Regions from separate parts of the Homo sapiens genome. Here region 2 is linked to region 1. A link is an interaction called in ENCODE POLR2A ChIA-PET data of the cell type or tissue named here. Cell type or tissue: PC-9. All regions are shown on one strand. Each heading gives the region's core, and the rest is flanking DNA. Links, peaks and the distances in the headings are about the cores only. Region 1 overlaps SLC44A3-AS1 (SLC44A3 antisense RNA 1). Region 2 overlaps SLC44A3-AS1 (SLC44A3 antisense RNA 1).

Evidence for each region. Peaks named below come from ENCODE experiments on the same cell type or tissue, not always from the same donor. Only the 100,000 strongest peaks of a DNase experiment are listed, where the experiment ranks them.
Region 2: POLR2A ChIA-PET joins it to region 1 with 9 read pairs; 1 of 35 experiments calls an interaction of 5 or more read pairs at or near these places.

The regions. Positions count from the first base shown.
Region 1 is chr1:94,781,278-94,786,657 of GRCh38, reverse strand. All of the region lies in intron 1 of SLC44A3-AS1 (SLC44A3 antisense RNA 1), which reads left to right. Among named protein-coding and RNA genes, the nearest start is that of SLC44A3-AS1, 36 kb to the left of the region's middle. RefSeq lists an enhancer at 2,734-3,496. In PC-9, for the core only: no CTCF peak of the experiment used is centred there; DNase peaks (open chromatin) are centred at 2,367, 2,687 and 3,177; H3K4me3 peaks cover 419 bases; H3K27ac peaks cover 3,053 bases.
Region 2 is chr1:94,696,805-94,702,184 of GRCh38, reverse strand. All of the region lies in intron 2 of SLC44A3-AS1 (SLC44A3 antisense RNA 1), which reads left to right. Among named protein-coding and RNA genes, the nearest start is that of MIR378G, 46 kb to the left of the region's middle. In PC-9, for the core only: no CTCF peak of the experiment used is centred there; no DNase peak of the experiment used is centred there; H3K27ac peaks cover 610 bases.

The DNA of each region.
Region 1 (5,380 bases), core at 329-5,328:
ATGCTTTATCAACTTGAGGAAGTTTTCCTCTATTTCTAGTTTGCTGAGTGTTTTCTTAATCATAAAGGAGTGTTGGAAGGCCCTTTTTGTTAGATTTATTTCCTACCATATGACACACGAATGTCTTACTAATTAGTATAATTGCTACTTTTTGCTCACTAGGTGGAATCAGCATTCATCAATGTAATAAACCAGTGGTCTTATGGAAAGATGATCAAGTCCCTGCAGACTATAATATAACATTTAGGTTTGAAGGGTTGATATACCCCAAGGTAAGGCAGTTAAGGTGTATTGCTGGCTTTGCCAACAGAAGGCAAATCAATTCTGGTAGTCTTTATTAATAGGTATTGAGAAAAAGGCATTTGTCAGACCAGTCGCTGCATACCAGTAATAGGGCATGTGTTAATTTGCTCAAGCAATGAAGCCTTTTCTGAAAGACCAGCTGAAATTCAAGTCACCACCTGATTAAGCTTACTATAATCCACTGCCATTCTCCAGTATCTATCTGTCTTCTGTACAGGCCAAATAGGCAAGTTGAATGAGGATGTGGTGGGAATCACCACGTGTGCATCCTTCCAACCTTTGATAGTGGCACCATTCTCTAGAATCCCTCCCATGAATGCAGTATTGCTTTCGGTTTACTGTTTTCCTAGGTAAAGACTATTCTAGTGGCTTACACTTGGTCTTTCTTATTGTAATGGCCCTCACTCCACAAGTCGGAGAACAAGCATGGGGATCCTGCCAGTTGCTGAATATGTCTATTCCAATTATTTACTCTGGAACTGGAGAAATGACCACTGAATGCGTTTGGAGACCCACTGGACTCACTGTGACTTGAGCTAAAACTACACTAATTACCTGAGTTTCAGAAGTTCCCACTCTAGGACGGCATGGTAGCTCATGCCTGTAATCCCAGCACTTTGGGAGGGTGAAGGGAGTGAATTTCTCGAGCCCAGGAGTTCAAGACCAGCCTGGGCAACATGGTGAAACCGGGTCTCTACTAAAAATACAAAAAAATTAGCCGGATGTAGTGGCATGAGCCTGTAGTCCCAACTACTCTGGAGGCTGAGGTGGGAAAATTACCTCAGCCAGGGGACGTCGAGGCTGCAGTGAGCCAAAATCATGCCACTGCACTCCAGCCTTGGCAACCAGAGTGAGACCATATGTCTAAATAAATAAATAAATAAAATTTATATTCTGACTGATAGACCACAGTGATGGTTTGGGTCTCCTAAGATTAGTGTCACTAATCCAGTAAGTCAGTGTCCAATAATCACCTAAAAGTCTGATTATTTTGTTTTCCCTAATGCACAGTCACCCTGGCAGAAGGCCATAGGTCCTTTGGGGAGGGCTGAGAAAAAGATTAATGGCATAAACTTTTGGCAGTGTAATGGGTACTTCTTCAAGGAGCTCAAACCTCCCCTTCTTTCAAGGCATTTGGGATCTGTAAACTGGCTCAAGTCTAGGAATTGATTGCAGAAACTGCGACTCTGTTTTTATGATTTAAATTAGACTAAGTTCGTATTGCCTGGAACTCTTCTGCTTAAACAGTGCAAATAAGAATGTAGTAGACCAGGTGTTTTAGCCTGTTCTTGCATTGCTATAAAGGAATACCTGAGACTGGGTAATTTATAAGAAAAGAGGTTTAATTGACTCACAGTTCTGCAGGTTGTACAGGAAGCATGGCAGCATCTGCTACTGGGGAGGCCTCAGGGAGCTTTTACTCATATGGCAGAAGGCAAAGCGGGAGCAGGCACTTAACATGGCAAAGGCAGGAGCAAGAGATATGAGGAGGTGACACACAGTTTTAAATGACCAGATCTCACAAGAACTTACTATTGTGAGGACAATACCATGGAGATGACACTAAACCATTCATGAGAAATCCTCCCGCCATGATCCAGTCACCTCCTACCATGCCCCACCTCCAACATTGGGGATTATATTTTGACATGAGATTTGGGTTCATCCAAACCATATTACCAGGCCAGCCAATGGCCTGTTTCTGTCTCCAATGGACAGAAACTATCTGTTGGCACAGGTGGCTGGGTGGTAATTCTCTCTTCCCCTCAGGGCCAAGCTCAGTTCCAGGAATCCATAACCACTTAGCGGCTCCTCTCTAAAACCTTGCCACCTTCTTTCCAGTTTCTAGGAATCTCCATTTCCTACCTTGCTGCTCCTTAAAGACATTCTTCCTGCCTTGGCCTCTGACTTCCGTTGCTCTAGAATTGATGTCTGCTGTCTGCTTTCCACTTTGTCAGAATCCCCTTACAAGAAATCACAAAACTTTGTTTCCTGATTGAAATAAGAGGTCAGGGAAAAGACAGGGAGTATACACACAGTTGGAAATTCCAGCCTAGGCTGGGCGCGGTGGCTCACGCCTGTAATCCCAGCATTCTGGGAGGCCAACGCGGGCGAATCAAGAGGTCAGGAGATTGAGACCATCCTGGCTAACACAGTGAAACCCCGTCTCTACTAAAAAGTACAAAAAAATTAGCCGGGCGTGGTGGCAGGCTCCTGTAGTCCCAGCTACTCGAGAGGCTGAGGCAGGACAATGGCATGAACCCGGGAGGCGGAGCTTGTAGTGAGCTGAGATCACACCACCGCACTCCAGCCTGGGTAACTGAGCGAGACTCTGTCTCAAGAAAAAAAAAAAGAAAAAGAAAATTCCAGCCTATTACCCTGTTATAGTGATCAGATACCAAAGTTGCTGAAGACACAGAGAAAGACTTCCCTAGGGAACTTAAATGTTCTCTAAACATATAAGGCATGATAGATGTTCCCCATAACTGGATGATATTCCTCCTGTCCTATCCTCCTGCCCTAGCCACAGGAGTGAAGGCTTGCGTTTAGGAAGTATGTTATTACTGCAGCCTGTATGACTTACTTTCTGGTAATAAATCTTGTGTGTGAATTGTGGGGACGGCCAGCATCCAAAGTAAATAGCGACTGTTGTGGTGGAGGCTGGCTGGCCAGCCTGGCTGGCTGCGCTTCAGCTCCTTGGCTGCTCCTACAGGGATTGCTGCCGTGGAGCTGACTGTGGCTTCCCCAGGGCTCTGCTGAAAGGGCCTTCCAGCTCTGGGGAGGCTCTGCCCTCTTTTCTCCCTCAGCTAGGACCTTGGCAACTCTGCTCTTCCTCCTGGCAATCAGGCATCTGGAATGGCTGAAGGGTGAATTCCAAGCAGCAGAAAGAGTGCCAGAGTCCTGGGCACTTCCTTCTTTGGAATCTCTCTATCAGCCCAGCACACCCCAGGTTGTGTTTTCTGAGCAGAACAAGGTGATTCTCTGCAATGTACTAGAGGAGAGGAAGGACCAGGATGCACTGCATGCAGCTGTCTCAACTCACCTTGCTCCTTTCTTCCTCCATAACTTTGCTTTGGACATTTTCTCTGCCTGGAATGCCTTACCTTATTCTCTCTCTTTCTCCTGGTGAAATCCCTACTTATCCTCTAAGGCTGAATGAAAACACTGTCTCTTCTGGGAAGCCACCACCCCTCTCCCTCAAACCCTTTTCTCCCACAACTTTTTGTTCCTAGCCCTGTTGTAATACTGACCATATTGTATTATAGTGAGTAGTCTGCCTGAGTGAGTGCAATAACTTTTTTTTTTTTCTCTAACTCTTTGGCCCTAGGATCTAGGATGGTGCCTGGCACATATCAATGATAATGATGATTATAATAACAATTATTCATTATATGCTTAGCAGTTGCAAGGCACAGTGCTAAGAGCTCCGTAACATTTAATCTCCACCACAATTCTAAGGGTAGCTATTAGTGTTATCCTAGTTTCTGGATGAAGTGGTGGGTTTAGGGAGGTTCTGCAACTTGCTTAGGGTCCCATATCTTTTAAAGGGTGGAGCTAAGTTTTGAACCCAGGTTTGTGCAGCAAAAAGTCAGTGTTTTAACCTTTTTTGGTTAGGTTTTGACAGGTTTTTTGATAGGTTTTGATACCTATCACTGTTTTGATAGGTATTTTTTGAATGCTTGATTGAATGAATGATTCTAGAGGTGCCCAAGTACTCCCTCCATTCCCATCTGAGTGCAGCATCTAGGGCGGGGGCTGTTTTATTCCTCAGGCACTGGACTGTATCATGGTACCTTTGGCCCAGGCTCCTCACTTGATGGTGTCTTGCTTTTCCTTTTGGTGGGCAAGGAAGATCAAAAGGCTCTAATGATGGGATAAGCTCCTGATCTGCTTATAAATATACTGATCCTAATGTCAAGCCAGCATCCCTTTCATGGTCACAGCTCATGGTCTATCATCAAACTCTGTGACCGGTGGTATGAACAGGCTGGTTTGCATTTTCCCCAGAGCATTAATACCCATAATCTCTCCTTTGTCTGCCTTCCCTCTGTGTTTCTACAGTGTAGGGCTTGGCAGGGTTGGGGCCAGGGAATGTGTGGGGAGCTATGTGTGCTCCTTTCTCTCTTTCCCTATCACAGACAAGAGAGGGAAACTGGCATTATGCACTGATGTCACTGAAGGACAGAAACAAATTGCAAAAGTATATGCCTGCAAGGAAGGAAGCAAGTAGATGCCACTAATGCTATTTTTCTGTTTTTTCCTAGCACCTGGCATATAATTGATGCTCAATTAATATTTATTTATTGAAAAAAATTACACCACATTCACAAATGCCTTACATTTCTGTAGCACCTTATGAACTCTTTACAGCTCTGTGGTAGCTATTGTTTCTACTGATTCTTATATACATTTTAAGGAGGAGGATATTAAAGCTCAGAAGGGTTTGATGACTTGGTGAAGATCACCAAACTTATCAGAGGCAATGTCAAGGACAAAGCCAACATCTGTGACTTTGAATTCTGAAGGAATGAAGAATGTGCAATCTCAAAATATGCCACATTGGTATATTTATTATTTTGAGTTACAAACATTGAAGAAATTGTAGTTTCAGAAAGGGCCAGTTGTCCTGTCTCCCCCTGCATGCAGCAAGCCATAAAGCTTCCTCTTGGAGGGGGACCTCCATGTACCAGGGCAAGAAAATCGTCCTTATTACCAGAGACTGGGAAGTTAAGGCTGCAGTGGACCTAAATAAATATTACCGAAGTAACCCCTGTCGTCCACTAGTTTTATGTCCCCTCATATAGCTCCTATGACTCCCTTAAAATTTACTACCCCTAGCCAGATCCCCTTTTTCTTGTCATTTCTTCTCAAATTCATTGTTCTTTGTCTAAAAAGTATAAAGACATCTTGCTTTGGGCATTTCTTTGGATTTCACTCTCTTGTGAAGATCCCACGGGCACAGTAGTTGCATCTGACAGCACTGACTTATTCACACCCTGAGAATGACCCTATACGGCAGATGCACCTGCCAGCAATGACTTAAGAAATGAGGGTTGCCACATGGAGGTTGTCGGGG
Region 2 (5,380 bases), core at 103-5,102, 84 kb after region 1:
ACAGTAATATACCATATATTTCAAAAAGAAAAACCAAACCAAGGCTAGATGTGTGGACCCAAGTTATGCATGGAGATGTATAAGCAATGCTGTGTGAGTGAAGGGATCCAGTATAATTAAATCTCTATGTACCCAAACTACTGGGAGTTTTAAAAATCACAGTACTATTTACTTTTATGATAAAGTGATAAAAGTGCTGGGCATTTTTTATGATAAGGTGCTGGGCAATTCATCACTGGAATATACTGAAACATTATACTGTATGCAACACATGTTCAGCACATTTGTTAAAGGCAGATATGTTTAAAGAAGTTGAAACAAGGGGAATGCAATTCTCCCTGATACATCCTTGGCTGTGGAGACACTTATTTCATCTAGAATAATATTTTCGTCTACTTTCTGTAAAGCAAGAGGTGAAAATACTTTCTTTTTGTTTTTAAAGTTAAGACTATCTTGAAAATGGCAACTTGGAAGAAACCTTAAAGGTAAAATTTAGTTAATCGGTGTAATAAGTTCCTATGGTTTCTCTGGTCTATTCCATGCCATACACAACTTAATAGCCATTCTAGCAGTGTTATAACAACACTGTTTTAACAACTTCAGAAGTAACTCCACTGATGGGTGTAGCCAAGAGAGTTTTATCTGAACTCCAGATCCTGGCAGTATAAGACTTTTCAAGCAAAATGCAGTCGGTGCCTTAGCTTCATGGAGTGCAAGCCTCATCTCCTACACTGCATGTGGATTTCCATCCCTCTAGGTCTCCATTCACTGGTGTCCACAGCACACTAACCCCCTCTCACTGTTCACCCCAATACTGACCTTTCGATGTCAAGTAGACACTCCCCGCTCTCTCCAGGAAAACCTCCAGGAGTCACCAGATATCAGGATGAGGTACGGGGACTCCAGATGTCTAGGAGGAGAAGGCAGTCTTTTCTTGATCCAGGGCTCTTCCTTAGGTCAGCCTGAAATGCCCGGCATTCCTGTACACTTTTTCTCCATGCCCAGGAGTCCCTGCCCCAACTTTTATCGTTGCATCTTCTGTTATCTTTTTTCTTTTTGGTTTCTCATATTCCCTGAACCATCCTAGGGACCAATAGGAAATTCTCCCTTGTCTGTGATGCCATTTGCAGTGCTTCTGAGGTAAGAAGGAGCTGCAACTGCCCTCTGAATCTCAGCTCAGAGGATCCCACATAACCTGTATCTGCCAACATCTCCCTTTGCATTTCATGATGAAGAGCACTGGCCTGTGGGAGGTTTGATTGACACATACCTTTGATATCCTTTGCCTGGGCCATGTCTCCAGCCCTCTACAGCTAGGGCTGCCTCTGCAGAAGGATGGCGTTTTCATCTCTAATTGTGAAAGAGCTTTTAAAGGCAAGCTGGCCACAGTAATAAGCACGTAATCTGGAAGAAATCTCCTGTTCAATGGTGGATCTGAAGTTCCTTTTTTTTTTTTTTTGGTTGGGGCTTATAAACCTTCATTTGTAAAAGTTAATCATGGCATTCTTCTCAGGACCAGTAAGAGGTGATTTCAAAAGAGTATATGAAAATGATGTGAGCATTGGCTAACATGGGAGAAGGCCCAAACTCAAAAGGATAAGATCCTGAGTTAAGTGACACAAAAATTGAGTTCTAACAGGTGAGCAGGAGTTGACCCTGAAGATTAGGGTAGAGGAGGGCTTTGGGGGCAGAGGAAATGTTTGTGCAAAGGCAGGAAGACACATAAGAGCATGGCAGGCCAAGCAGCATTCTGGGTCCAGCCCAACTAGAGTACAGAGTAAATTATGGGGAGTGGAAAAAGACGTTGGAAATGTGTTAGTGTTCTCCAGAGAACTTGAAGGAATGGGATGAAACTGGCTCATGCAATTATGGAGATGGGCAAGTCCCAAGATCTGCACGGTGAGTCTGCAAGCTAGAGAACCAGGAAAGACTATGGTTTAGTTCCAGTCTGTGTCCAAAGGCCTGAGAAGCAGGAAAGCTGATGGTGTTTGTTCATATCTGAAAGCCAACAGGCTTGAGACCAAGGAAGAGCTGATGTTTCAGTTCAAGACCAAAGGCAGGAAAAAAGCTGATGTTCCAGTTCAAAGGCAATTAGGCAGAAAGAATTTCCTTCTACTCAGAGAAGGGTTAGCCTTTTGTTCTATTTGGTCCTTCAGCTGACTGGATGAGGCCCATCCACATTAGAGAGGGCAATCTGCTTTACATAGTCTACCAACTTAAATGCTTATCTCATCCAAATCACCCTCACGGAAATACCCAAATGATGTTTGTCCAAATATCTGGGGACCCCATTGTCCAGTCAAGTTGATGTATAAGTTAACCATCATGGAATCATAGGGCATGGAACAGTAAGAGGCCATTTCAAAAGAGTGTAATGTTCTGGGGCCAATTGTGATTACTTTCTCAAAGAGGATCAAGTTTCTTACTTGCTAGTTCAAGGGGTGGTATGCTGAGGAAATGTTTCTTACCCACTTTTAAAATCTGAATATTTTCTTACAATAATGGCTACCACTTACTGTGTATGTACTATGTGCTGGCTGTTCAGCAAACATCTCACTTAATCTTTTTTTTTTTTTTTTAAACTGGGTCTCACTCTTGCCCACCCTGGAGTGCAGTAGTGTGATCCTAGCTTGTTGCAGCCTTGAACTCTTGGGCTCAAGGGATTGCCCTGCCTCAGCCTCCTGAGTAGCTGTGACTACAGGTGTGCATTATCATGCCTGGCTAATGTTCTTTTTTTTTGAGAGAGAGATGGGGTCTTGCTATGTTGCCCAGGCTGGTCTTGAACTCCTGACCTCAAGTGATCTGCGTGCCTCAGACTCTCAAAAGTGCTGGGATTACAGGTGTGAGCCACTGTGCCCCACCATGTCACTTAATCCTATCACTAATCCTGCCCCCTACTGGGTTTACTGTCAAAGGAAGGGTTATTAGTGCCATCTATATGTGAAGAAACCAAGGCTCAAAGAGCTGTATGCTCACCAATGTTTACAGTGCCTGTAACACAGTAGGTATTCAATAAATATTTGTTAAATGATTTTAAGCCTCTAGTAAGTGTTGAAGTTAGATTTCAAAAGCAGATCATTTGACTCTAAAACCAATGGACTTTAGAAGAAGCTAGTGAGCACAGGCAAGGAAGAAAATATGTGACTTGGAGTTTGGGTAGTCAGACCTCTGACATTTTATCTGACTTCTCCCTGAGGTAGGCCAAGATGACTGAGCCTGAAAAAATTCTGATAATTCCAACAAAGTCTGTCAGCATTTAGCACAGCTTCTTGAAAGTGACCTTGAGCAATTAAATCATGCATATAGGCAGACATTAGTTCTGGTTCTGGTTGACTCAAAAATTCAACAGCCCCATTTACGGCATGCTTTTAAGTATGATTCTTTTCCCTGTTATTAATTCGTACTCAAAATTTCTCAGCAATAGCTAAAAAGATGGGGGATAATGTATGTTTCAAAGCTGCTTCATCTCTTCTAATGAACAATGTTTAGCTAGGGAGGGTATTGGTGAGGAAGAACGGCTGGTTATTGATTTCACAGAAATTATGTTGTCCAGTCTCAATAAGACATTCATCAAGGGGCTAAGTCTCTTCCTAGTAATTTATTAGTTATATATGGAAGCATGTTAAGTCTAGGAGGTCTCAAGGCACCACTTGATGTTTCTCAGTGGTGACTCATGACATAGAAAGATACCTTAATCACTCTTTGAGGTTCTTCCCAACTTTTAACTTAGGGGCAGCTTTATACCAGGAGCCCCGGACTTAAGCATTCCTTACTGTTTTTCTTCCCTCCCTTCCCTGCTCCTTCCCAAGGCTATGGAGAAACTGTTTTTCATCGTCAAAGAAAATGTGTAGATGATTTATTTATTGACACATTGTCATTGTACATATTAATGGGGTGTTGGGATTCACTCAGGATGATGGCAGAAATATTAAAGGGAAATATTAGGGAAAGTCATAGGAAATAGTCACAAATCTTTTGGAAGGCTGAAAGGTTACATAGCTTGTAATAATTGAACAGGCTGAAGGCAGCCTGTTACCTCAGAGCATTAAGTCATAGGGTAAATACTAGTAACAATAGAGGCTTCCCCAATTAAGTCTGTTTACCCTACCTCCTTTAACTAACCTTTGAGCCAGATGGCCCTCTGTGAGGGAGGTCGACCAGGGAAATTGCCCCCTAATGGTATTTACTTTAGACCGTGGTACCTGAGCTTTAATCATTCGTAGAACTACTCTCTTAACAATGTTAATTATCCACAAGTGTGTTTCCTCAAAGCTTCTATTATTAATTGTATACTAAATAAATGCCTGGAGTGCAAGCTGCTCAGGGCCGACCGCAGTGACAAACCTCTCTTGGTGTGCAGGCGGTCGGACGCTCAGCTGGACTGGCAAAGCAGAATATCTGTGTGTCAGTGTACATTTTATTCATCCGTCGTTTGGGTCAGGGTCTGCGGGCAGACCCCCACAGCTAATGCCCTTGTGTGAGGAGCAATACCTCACACACTACTCCAAAAAATAATCAACCTCACTAACCATCAGGGAAATACAATCAACACCATAATGGGATACCACCTCATTCTACAATTTGATTTTTCAAAAAATATATATATTTATGTATATCACACTATATATATTTTTATATATCACATATATATATCACACACACATATATATGTTGTATAACGATCCAAGTAGGGTAGTTAGTGCATTCATCATCTCATGCATTTATTATCTGTTTTTGGTGAGAACCTTCAAAAGCCTCTCGGCCGGTTGCAGTGGCTCACACCTGTAATCCCAGCACTTTGGGAGGCCGAGGCAGTGGATCACTCGAGGCCAAGAGTTCGAGACCAGCCTGGCCAACATGGCAAAGCCTCATCTCTACTAAAAATAAAAAAATTAGCTGTGTTGGCAAATGCCTGCAGTCCCAGCTACTTGTGAGGCTGAGGCATGAGAACTGCTTGAACTTGGGAGGTAGAGGTTGTAGTGAGCCGAGATCATGCCACCACAGTCTAGCCTGGGTGACAGAATAAGACTGTCAAAAAAAAAAAAAAGCCTCTCTTCTAGCTATTTCATAATATACAGTACTTTACTGTTAATCAGAGTCACCCTACTGTGCAACAGAACATCAGAACTGAATCCTCCTATCTAACAGTAACTTTGTATCCATAAACAAAATTTTCCCTAACCTTCCTTTTCTCTCCCCAGTCTCTGGTAACCACTGTTCTACTCTCTGCTTCTATTATATCAACTTTTTAAAAATTCCATGTGTGTGTAAAACCATGTGTTTTGTCTTTTTGTGTTTGGCGTATTTCACTTGACATGATGTCCTCCAGGCTCATCCATGTTGCCCCAAATGACAGGATTTTATTTTTTATGGCTGAATA